Linked DNA regions of Homo sapiens: region 2 is linked to region 1. Evidence: read pairs that join two places in POLR2A ChIA-PET (ENCODE). Cell type or tissue: PC-3. All regions are shown on one strand.

What was found. Peaks named below come from ENCODE experiments on the same cell type or tissue, not always from the same donor. Only the 100,000 strongest peaks of a DNase experiment are listed, where the experiment ranks them.
Region 2: POLR2A ChIA-PET joins it to region 1 with 6 read pairs; 2 of 35 experiments call an interaction of 5 or more read pairs at or near these places.

What each region holds. Positions count from the first base shown.
Region 1 is chr9:16,810,710-16,815,709 of GRCh38, forward strand. All of the region lies in intron 1 of BNC2 (basonuclin zinc finger protein 2), which reads right to left. Among named protein-coding and RNA genes, the nearest start is that of BNC2, 57 kb to the right of the region's middle. RefSeq lists an enhancer at 1-335. In PC-3, no CTCF peak of the experiment used is centred here; no DNase peak of the experiment used is centred here.
Region 2 is chr9:16,919,044-16,924,043 of GRCh38, forward strand. No RefSeq gene overlaps it. Among named protein-coding and RNA genes, the nearest start is that of BNC2, 51 kb to the left of the region's middle. RefSeq lists an enhancer at 2,625-3,232. In PC-3, a CTCF peak has its summit at 3,145; a DNase peak (open chromatin) is centred at 3,028; H3K27ac peaks cover 765 bases.

The DNA.
Region 1 (5,000 bases):
ACATGTCTATGTCAAAAATGCTTAAAGCCAGTGATCCAAAGAGAAAAGCCGCTAGCCAGATACCCTACCTCAGAGTTCCATGGGAATGTAGACAAGGTGTTGCTAGACCCTCCAGTTGCTAGATCATCCTTCTCTTTTTCAAGAGAAACCAGAACTCTGAGCTGTCATATGAAATCTCCCCAAATTTTTTTTAAAAGGGGCTCGAACTCTTTTAAAACAGTGTACAGGGGCCAGCGCAGTGGCTCACGCCTGTAATCCCAGCAATTTGGGAGGCTGAGGCGGGCAGATCTCAAGGTCAGGAGATCAAGACCATCCTGGCTAACACAGTGAAACCCCGTCTCTACTAAAAATACAAAAAATTAGCCAGGCATGGTGGCGGGCGCCTGTAGTCCCAGCTACTCTGGGACTGAGGCTGAGGCAGGAGAATGGCATGAACCCGGGAGGCGGAGCTTGCAGTGAGCCAAGATCGTGCCACTGCACTCCAGCCTGGGCAACAGAGCGAGACTTCGTCTCAAAAGACCAAAAAAAAAAAAAACCAAAAAAACCACAGTGTATAGGGGGCCAGGCACGGTGGCTCACGCCTGTAATCCCAGAACTTTGGGAGGCCAACGCGGGTGGATCATGTGAGGTCAGGAGTTCAAGACAAGCCTGGCCAACATGGTGAAACCCCATCTCTACTAAAAATACCAAAAATTGGCCAGGCATAGTGGCGGGCACCTGTAATGCCAGCTACTCAGGAGGCTGAGGCAGGAGAATCACTTGAACCAGGGAGACGGAGGTTGCGGTGAGCCGAGATCGAGCCATTGCACTCCAGCCTGGGCAACAAGAGTGAAACTCCATCTCAAAAAAAAAAAAAAAAAAAAAAACAGTGTACAGGGAAAATCAAACCCATGTGAAGGCTAGACATGGACTGACTATTCAGTACATATGTAAACAGAAATGAGGCAGCAGAACTGCTCTTAAGAAAGGAGTGCAAACCTTTCTGCAAAATGTCCCTGGGAAGCTATGCATGTGGAGGCACTCCAAAAACGCATTTGCCAAGACAACACTAGTGTTGAAAGGAAAAGAAGAGCCCCTAGTGAATGGCCTTAGTGAAGGGGGCAAAGCAGTAAAACATTGGTGGGCCTGATGGTTTCTACAAAGCTGTCTTGAGTTGGGTTAGATGATGCAGCGGAGGTCTCAAACAGAAATCTACCTTGACCTTCCCTTCAGAGGTATACATACCTGATTTCTTTAGGGAGGTGTGAAAAAGAATTAATCAGAAGTCATCTCTGAGTGCTACTGCAGAAAGAGCTCTGCCTGCCCACAAGGTTTTCCAGCCTTAACTGCTTCCAGAGTTCTGCTGATCAGCTGCAGGGGAATGAAGCAGGGACTGGCAGGGAAGGAACCCTTCAACTGGGTTCACCTTTTGCTACCTGCCTGGCTACAGAACTAAGACTGAAGAGGGCACAGATCCTCAGTCTCTGGGTTTCTGAAGTGAAACCTGCCTGGCAGGCAAAGCTCTGGCTTGATGTAAGGGCTCTGGGCTTGGAGGTTGGTGGTGCTTGCGCTGGGGCTTCTTCACCTCTCCATCCCAAGAAAAAGATTCACAAAACCAGGGAATATTATCCACCAGCAGTCCCATCTGCCTATGTTAAAACACTTGGGAGTCTTCTGTGCAAATGTGGGGGCTCCCAGCCTGAGAGCTGGTCTCGTATCAAAAAGAAAGCAAGGCCAGACGCCAGCTCCAAACCCATCTGTTCCCCAAGCTCGAGGTGCAGGTGTGAGATCATCCCCACAAACCTCACCTGCCTGCAGTTTGTCACCTCGTGTCATTACCACAGGCAGAGATGCAATTGAGGCTTTTGTTTTACTTCACACCAGGGGGAAGTCATTTTTGGAGTGTTTCATCTTAAACAGTTTTTTCTTAAATGTGTGTGACACATATTCCTCATAGGACTTAATAAAATAGATATTTCTCATGCCTGGAAAGTAAACTACAGCTGCACAGGTTGAAACAAAATTTATTTTTAAAAACTAACATTCCAGTTGGATTCATTCAAAATACGTTTAGCTATAACTTCTGAAAAATGTTAAGCAACAAAAATAAAATAAAAATAAAACTGCTAATTAACAGGACAAAAACAATACTAACAAAACACACACTTAGTAGTATATTTTAGTGTCTCTGGTTACCTCAAGAAAAACAATATAAATTTTCAAAATAGAAAAATTCCTGGCCGGGCGCGGTGGCTCACGTCTGTAATCCCAGCACTTTAGGAGGCCGAGGTGGGCGGATTACCTGAGGTCAAGAGTTGGAGACCAGCCTGGCCAACATGGTGAAACCCTGTCTCTACTAAAAATACAAAAATTAGCCGGGCGTGGTGACGCCCCAGCTACTTGGAAGGCTGAGGCAGGAGAATCACTGGAACCCTGTAGGCCGAGGTTGCAGTGAGCTGAGATGGCGCCACTGCACTCCAGCCTCGGACAGAGCGAGACTCCGTCTCAAAAAGAAGAAAAACTCCTAAAGGTCTATATACCCACAACATTACCATAACGGAAGCAAGCAGAAAAACCATTTTTTTTTTTTGTTTTGAGACGGAGTCTGGCTCTGTCGCCCAGGCTGGAGTGCAGTGGTGCGATCTCGGCTCACTGCAAGCTCCACCTCCCGGGTTCACGCCATTCTCCTGCCTCAGCCTCCCGAGTAGCTGGGACTACAGGCGCCCGCCACTACGCCCGGCTAATTTTTTGTATTTTTAGTAGAGACGGGGTTTCACCGTGTTAGCCAGGATGGACTCGATCGCCTGACCTCATGATCCGCCCACCTCAGCCTCCCAAAGTGCCGGGATTACAGGCGTGAGCCACCGCGCCCAGCCAAAAAACCATTATTTTTAGAGTCTTAAAAATCTATCCTGAACCTGACATTTCTGTGAGAATGGAAAGAGGGGATGAATAATCATAACTACAAAGCTTCTAGCTGCAATTACAATGATTCATTATAAATACAAATAAAGCAAACTCATTTTCTTGCAAGAGCTTTGGTTGAATTGTAGAAGAGGAGGTATTCTTAATGTGACCTCAATGCAAAGAACATAGGTTTTTCACTTGGTTGGTTTTTTGTTTTTTTGTTTTTGTTTTATATATATCAAACATGTTCCCCACCCAGTAAGTGTCCAGCAGAAATAAAAGCAATGGGAATATGGTTTTCATGACATTCTCAGATGACTTCCAAGATCTTGTCACAATCGAGACTGTTAAAATGACAACTAATCTCTGAGACTCCATAACCTCCCCAGACACGGTGTACTAAAAGGATTTGGCTTGTCTCGTCTGTCCTGATTATGCAATATATGCTAGAAGCAGAAGAATGGTGACACGGACCACTGGGCTGTGGACAATGTTTTCTGGCCCTACTTGTTTCATCTCCTCATCTACTATTTTGTAGGTTGCTCTGACACTTGCAGTAAGATGAAGGTGGACATAACTCCAGGCAAGAGCAATGATAAATGTTTTTGCCTTGTCTATAAGGTAAAGAATACAGGAGGGTACATATTTATATAGTTGGTGGGCCAGCACGTGAGTGCACACAGGGACACACACATACACACACACTCTCCCTTTCATATATCTAGGCACTCAATATGTCTTTATTGGCATAGATATATAGATATGTTTAGCTTTATACAACAGACGTTTTCCTTCAGGTTGTGATCAGTATTTTGCAACTCAAATATTCAAAGGGCCTAGAGAAGCCTTACTATTTAAAAGAAATTTTACTCCTTTCATAAACCACTATTTGCTAATATAGGTAATTACCCCTAAATTATCCAAGTTTGTATTTATATATTCAGAAATGCATGCAAACCCAAACAAAGAGATCACAGTTAAACTACCTTTGGAAGTGTCCTCAGTAACATTTCACCTTATGGGTAAACAGATGACCACCACTAAATGGCAATGTTTGAGATAACAGATATCAGCTAGATACTGTTCAAACAACAAAAAATGGCTCAAGGATTACTGTTGGGAAGAGAAGCAGGGAAATTCAACATAATGTGCCAAATGCCACACCCACCAAATATCTAGGGGGGCTCCTATACATTATGGTGATTCTACCTCTCAAAGACATACCAAGATAAATCACATCTGTCCATTGGGATTGACAAGTGCTTTTTTCTTCCCTATTAGTTCTAAGACACTCAAGAGAGATAATGTTATTCACTTTACCTTATGATCTCCAAGGAAACAAACACTTCAGATGATTATCTCTAACTTGCCACCCCCAAACCCTCAAAGTATAAATATTCAGTGTAAGGAATAAGCTACCATGAAAAGAAATTATAAGGAAGACCCTAGGAAATTATATAATAATGATATATAATCAGCAAGACTTACACTCGTTTGACCAGCCTTTGAAAAGCAGCTGCCCAAATTAAAGGACTTAATTAAGAAGTGTAGAATAAAGCACTCCAAAAGCAAAGTCAAGGAGATAGAGGAAAAGAGCCCTGCATTGTGTTGAAAGAACAGCTAAACTAGATTAAGTACAGCTGGAGTGTAGGGTAAACATAGATCAGATATGGTAAGCTGTCTAAGGACCATGGCATGGAAAACTCAAACGCTGTGCAAAGTTTGAAAAGATTAGTAGCATGATCAAAACTGAGCTTTAGGTAAAATCTCCCTGGCAGCAACAGGAAGGATGGACAGCAGTAGGAGAGATTAGATATGGAATGTTTGTAAGGATACTACTATTCAAAGAGTTGAGGCAGGCAACTGCAATGGTCACAGTCAACTTTAATATAGCAGGTAAGAATGAGGGTATATAGATGCAGAATCCCTAAGATCTGGGATCTAAAGATAAGTCAATGATGATAGAGTTCAGCCTTTGGTGATGAGTGGCGGATCCATTAACATAAATTTTGGACATAACACAATCCAACTAATACTCTGGTTAACCATAATAGGGAAGAGGTTATTTCCCCCTTTCTTTTTAGCCTAAACTTCCTGCTATATCTGTGCTTCCC
Region 2 (5,000 bases), 110 kb after region 1:
AAGACATAGCAAGACTTTGTCTCAAAAAAAAAAAAAAAAGAATGAGAAAATGGAAAATCAGAACAAAGGAAAGGAAGGGGAGGCAAATAGTAACCACAATGGTTACTATTGTTCTCGTAGTATCTCTAAGCTTCCTGGCAGCAAGGAAAATAAGGAAATTAATGTGTTACTTGTGCCGGTTCCTTTCTACCAGAGGAGGTGAAAATTCTATTTGTGAATTCCAAAAGAAATTTCCCATATGGCAACTACTAGAGGAGCCACTTAGAGAGCTAAAAGATAAAATCCTCAGCAAAGGTTTTATCACACAGGCACCAGTGGTTCTCCCATGCCTGCTTTGTTCACTATCACCATTACAGAAATTGTGCCAATGCTTAGCATGTAAGAGGCGCTTATTACTAAATCTGTGACAAGAACTCACTCCGTCATTTCTTATAAGTTGGTGGCTGGAAGGGAGGAGTTTATTTTCCCCCAGCAACCCAGCCACCAAGAAATAATATAGAGTGTTTATTGTCTTGGACTGTGATCTGTTCTGGCTGGACCCTGTTGGAGACGGGAGAGGTGTGAGATGAGTGGGCCATTATCTGCAGGAAAGAGTAAACATCTAAAGGAGGGCAGCCCTATGAGAGGGCCCAGGTCCTGTCTGACTGGCCCCAAGGTCACTGAACCTGAACAAGGTGAGTCTGGACGTGACCACAAGGTTCTACATCAAGTAGAAGCCAAACGCTGTGAGGCTGGAACTGGAAGACAAAGCATCTATGAGATTAGACAAGGTTCTCCTTAGTGCTGTTTACCATGGAGAACAGCTTACAAGATGACAAGAGCTTCTGTTGTGGGGATGGAGTGCTTTTATTTGGCGCTTGATAATTGTATTAGTCCATTTCCATACTACTACGAAGAAAGATCTGAGACTGGGTAATTTATAAAGAAAAAAGTTTAATGGACTCACAGTTTCACATGGCTGGGGAGGCCTCACAATCGTGGCAGAAGGTGAAGGAGGAGCAAAGGTACGTCTTACATGGCAGCAGGGAAGGGAGTGGGTGCAGGGAACTGCCCTTTATAAAACCATCAGATCTCATGAGACTTACTCTCACGAGAACAGCGGGGAAAAACCCACCCCCATGATTCAATTGCCTCCCACTGGGTCCCTCCCACAACACATGGGAATTATGGGAGGTACAATTCAAGATGAGAGTTGGGTAAGGACACAGGCAAACCATATCAATAATAAAGGACATTATAAGGCTTTTTCTGAAATTTGGAATTTAAAACAACATCATTATATAAGCTCAGGGATTTTTTTGTTTTTGTTTTTTTTTGAGACGGAGTCTCGTTTTGTCCTCCAGGCTGGAGTGCAGTGGCACAATCTCGGCTCACTACAAGCTCTGCCTCCTGGGTTCACGCCATTCTCCTGCCTCAGCCTCCGGAGTAGCCGGGACTACAGGCACCCGCCCGCACACCCCGCTAATGTTTTGTATTTTTAGTAGAGACAGGGTTTCACCATGTTAGCCAGGATGTTCTCGATCTTCTGACCTCGTGACCCGCTGGCCTTGGCCTTCCAAAGTGCTGGAATTACAGGCGTGAGCCACCGCGCCCAGCCAGATCAGGGATGATTTTAGATAAGACTGATATGCAGGTGAATTTATCTTCAGTAAGTCCCTATGCATTTTGGGCATAGCCCTCTGTATCCACAGGCTGGATCCTTTTCTCGCTCTTGAATTAGACAACATTATGACACACGGACACCAGTTGGGGGAAGAGTGGAGTTTAATTCCCAAGCACCAAGGAATGCTTGGCTATAGAGTGCTCTTACCCATCTTTCATCAATAACCTTGCACAAGCAATTTTCCTGAAGACAGCACTATAACGAGTCTCCAAATATTTGATAGAATAAAATGGTGATGAGGAAGAAAGATCATAAAACTAGAGTCAGGATTCCAGATTCTGTAATTTACTAGCGCGTGCCCTCCTCAGAGAAGATGCATGAAAACATTTTAGGAATTGAAAGTACTGGCTGGGCACGGTGGCTCATGCCTGTAATCCCAGCACTTTGGGAGGCCGAGGTGGGCGGATCACGAGGTTAGGAGATTGAGACCATCCTGGCTAACATGGTGAAATCCCATCTCTACCAAAAATACAAAAAATTAACCGGGCGTGGTGGTGGGCACCTGTAGTCCCAGCTACTCGGGAGCCTGAGGCAGGAGAATGGTGTGAACCTGGGAGGTGGAGCTTGCAGCGAGCCGAGATCACACCACTGCACTCCAGCCTGGGCGACAGAGCAAGATTCCATCTCAAAAAAAAAAAAAAAGAAAGAAAGAGAGTACTACGTACGTGGGTTGTTATTTCTTATACACGGCCAGGGAACTTGATCTTTATTTTTGTATTTCAAATACAAATCACACTAAATCAAGAGGCTGGGCGTGGTGGCTAACACCTGTGATCCCAGCACTTTGGGAGGCTGAGGCAGACGGATCACCTGAGGTAAGGAGTTCGAGACCAGCCTGGCCAATGTGGCAAAACCCCGTCTCGACTAAAAATACAAAAATTAGCCGAGCGTGGTGGTGTGCGCCTCTGATCCCAGCTACTCGGGAGGCTGAGGCAGAAGAATTGCTTGAATCCAGGAGGCGGAGGTTGCAGTGAGCCAAGATAGCACCATTGCACACCATCCTGGACAAAAAAGAGCGAAACACCGTCTCAAAACAAACAAAAAAAAACAACCCTTAACCCCAACCCACATGCTGTTAGTTACTGAATGTCTATCACCTGCTAGGTGGTGTGCTAAGTTAACAACCATTTCACAAATGAGGATATTCTAGTACCAACATGTTAAATTCTTTATCCAGGCTCTCACAGAAGGACTAGATCGTTTTAGACAGGGCTTCCACTAGAAGAGAAGGACAGAAAGAAATAATATTAACAACAACAATAATTACAGCTGACTCAACGCCTTGCACTTTGTCAAACATTTTATGGCATTGTCTTGTTTGATCACCCATTAACCACCCTGTGAGATGGGTATTAGTCACCCAGTTTCACAGTTTAGGACACTGAGGTTCATGGTCTTTGAGGGAGGTCCCTAAGGTAATTCAGCAGGGATTAAAATCAATCCTTCCTGGAGACTTTGATTTTCACTATGTTCTACTGCCTCCCAGAGTAGAGCAGGAATAAAAACCACCATATTTCTCATTTCCCGATCAGTTAATTTATTGACATCAAATTTCTGAAAAAGTTCCTCCCCTAAAATGTAAGTAAGTTTAAAAATTTCCCAGAATGTAAGTACTGAAAAGAAAGCAATCTATATGGCTGTTCCCCTAGAGGTTTCTAAGGTGATTTAGGTTTATATTGCATTTTAATGGAATACAAAAGTTTCCATGAAAAGAAAATCACTACCTGAATTATTCCCTTCAAGCTAGTATTATATCCTCTAATACAAAAACAATGTAAAGTCATCATTCCTTTTTCTAATCCTTCTCTTACATTCTTTAGGATACTCTAGTCATCTTCATATAAAATGATCAAGGTGAAGAAATATAAAATGATCAAGGTGAAGAAAATAACCAAGGTGAGGAAAGAGAACCCTTTTGCTTTCTGGAATGTGGTTTGCCTTATTCTTTGAAAAGAATGTATAGAGGATTAAGTATACTTCCCCCTCTTAAACTGTGCTTGTTACTTCCTACCTCCCATCAAGTACGTAATTTGCAGATCCCAGTACAAAATGAAAACTAGGTCACCCTTGTTCAAAAATTATTAAGAATTCCAAGATAGCAACAGCAGGGCATAAATGGATGCACAGGACCCTTCTAACAGGGTCTGGCTTCCTAAGCCACTGCGCAGATCTCAAGCTCCTGAAACCAGTCCTGCCTCCCATTACCATGGTAGCTCCACAGATGCAACAGTAACAAACTTAGCTCGCTTTAGCCAAGGAATAAATATCTTTGATGAGCTACCAGTGGGGCCTCTTGGTGTTGTCCAGCTAAGGAGTGTGTGAAGATACTGCTATGAGGCTGGGCATGGTGGCTCACGCCTATAATCTCAGCACTTTGGGAGGCCAAGGTGGGTGGATCACGAGGTCAAGAGATCGAGACCATGGTGAAACCCCGTCTCTACTAAAAATACAAAAAAAATTAGCCTGGCATGGTGGTGGGCGCCTGTAGTCCCAGCTACTCGGGAGGCTGAGGCAGAAGAGCATGAACCCAAGAGGCGGAGCTTGCAGTGAGCTGAGATTGCACCACCACACTCCAGCCTGGGCAACAGAGTGAGACTCCGTCTCAAAAAAAAAAAAAGAAAAAGATACTGCTATGAGTCACTGAAGACATCCTGTCTCTTACTTAGGAGCTTACATCAGTATATAATTGCCACAAGTTATTTCCTTGTAAAAAGTCATTGAAATATTTTAAGTCAAGAATCATATAGAGTATTTTCAAATTCAAATACAATGTTAGAATAGTGGTATTGACTTTGTGTCCAGAATTAGCGGGTTCTTGGTCTCACTGACTTCAAGAATAAAGCTGTGGACCCTGGCGGTGAGTGTTACAGTTCTTAAACATGGTGTGTCCCGAGTTTGTTCCTTCAGATGTTCATAGATGTCCAGAGCTTCTTCCTTCTGGTGGGTTTGTGGTCTCACTGACTTCCGGGGTGAAGCGGCAGACATTCACGGTCAGTTTTACAGCTCTTAAAGGCAGCGCGTTTGGAGTTGTTCGTCCCTCCCAGTGAGTTCGTGGTCTTGCTGGCTTCAGGAGTGAAGCTGTAGACATTCGCAGTGAGTGTTATAGCTCATAAAGGCACACAGACTGAAAGACTGAGCATCAACAAGATTTACTGTGAAGAGTGAAAGAACAAAGCTTTTCCAGCATGGAAAGGCACCAGAACAGATTGCCACTGCTAGCTCCGGAAGCCTGCTTTTATTCCCTTATCTGACCCTACCCACATCCTGCTGATTGGTCCATCTTACAGAGAGTTGCTTGGCCCATTTTACAGAGAGCTGATTGGCCCATTTTACAGAG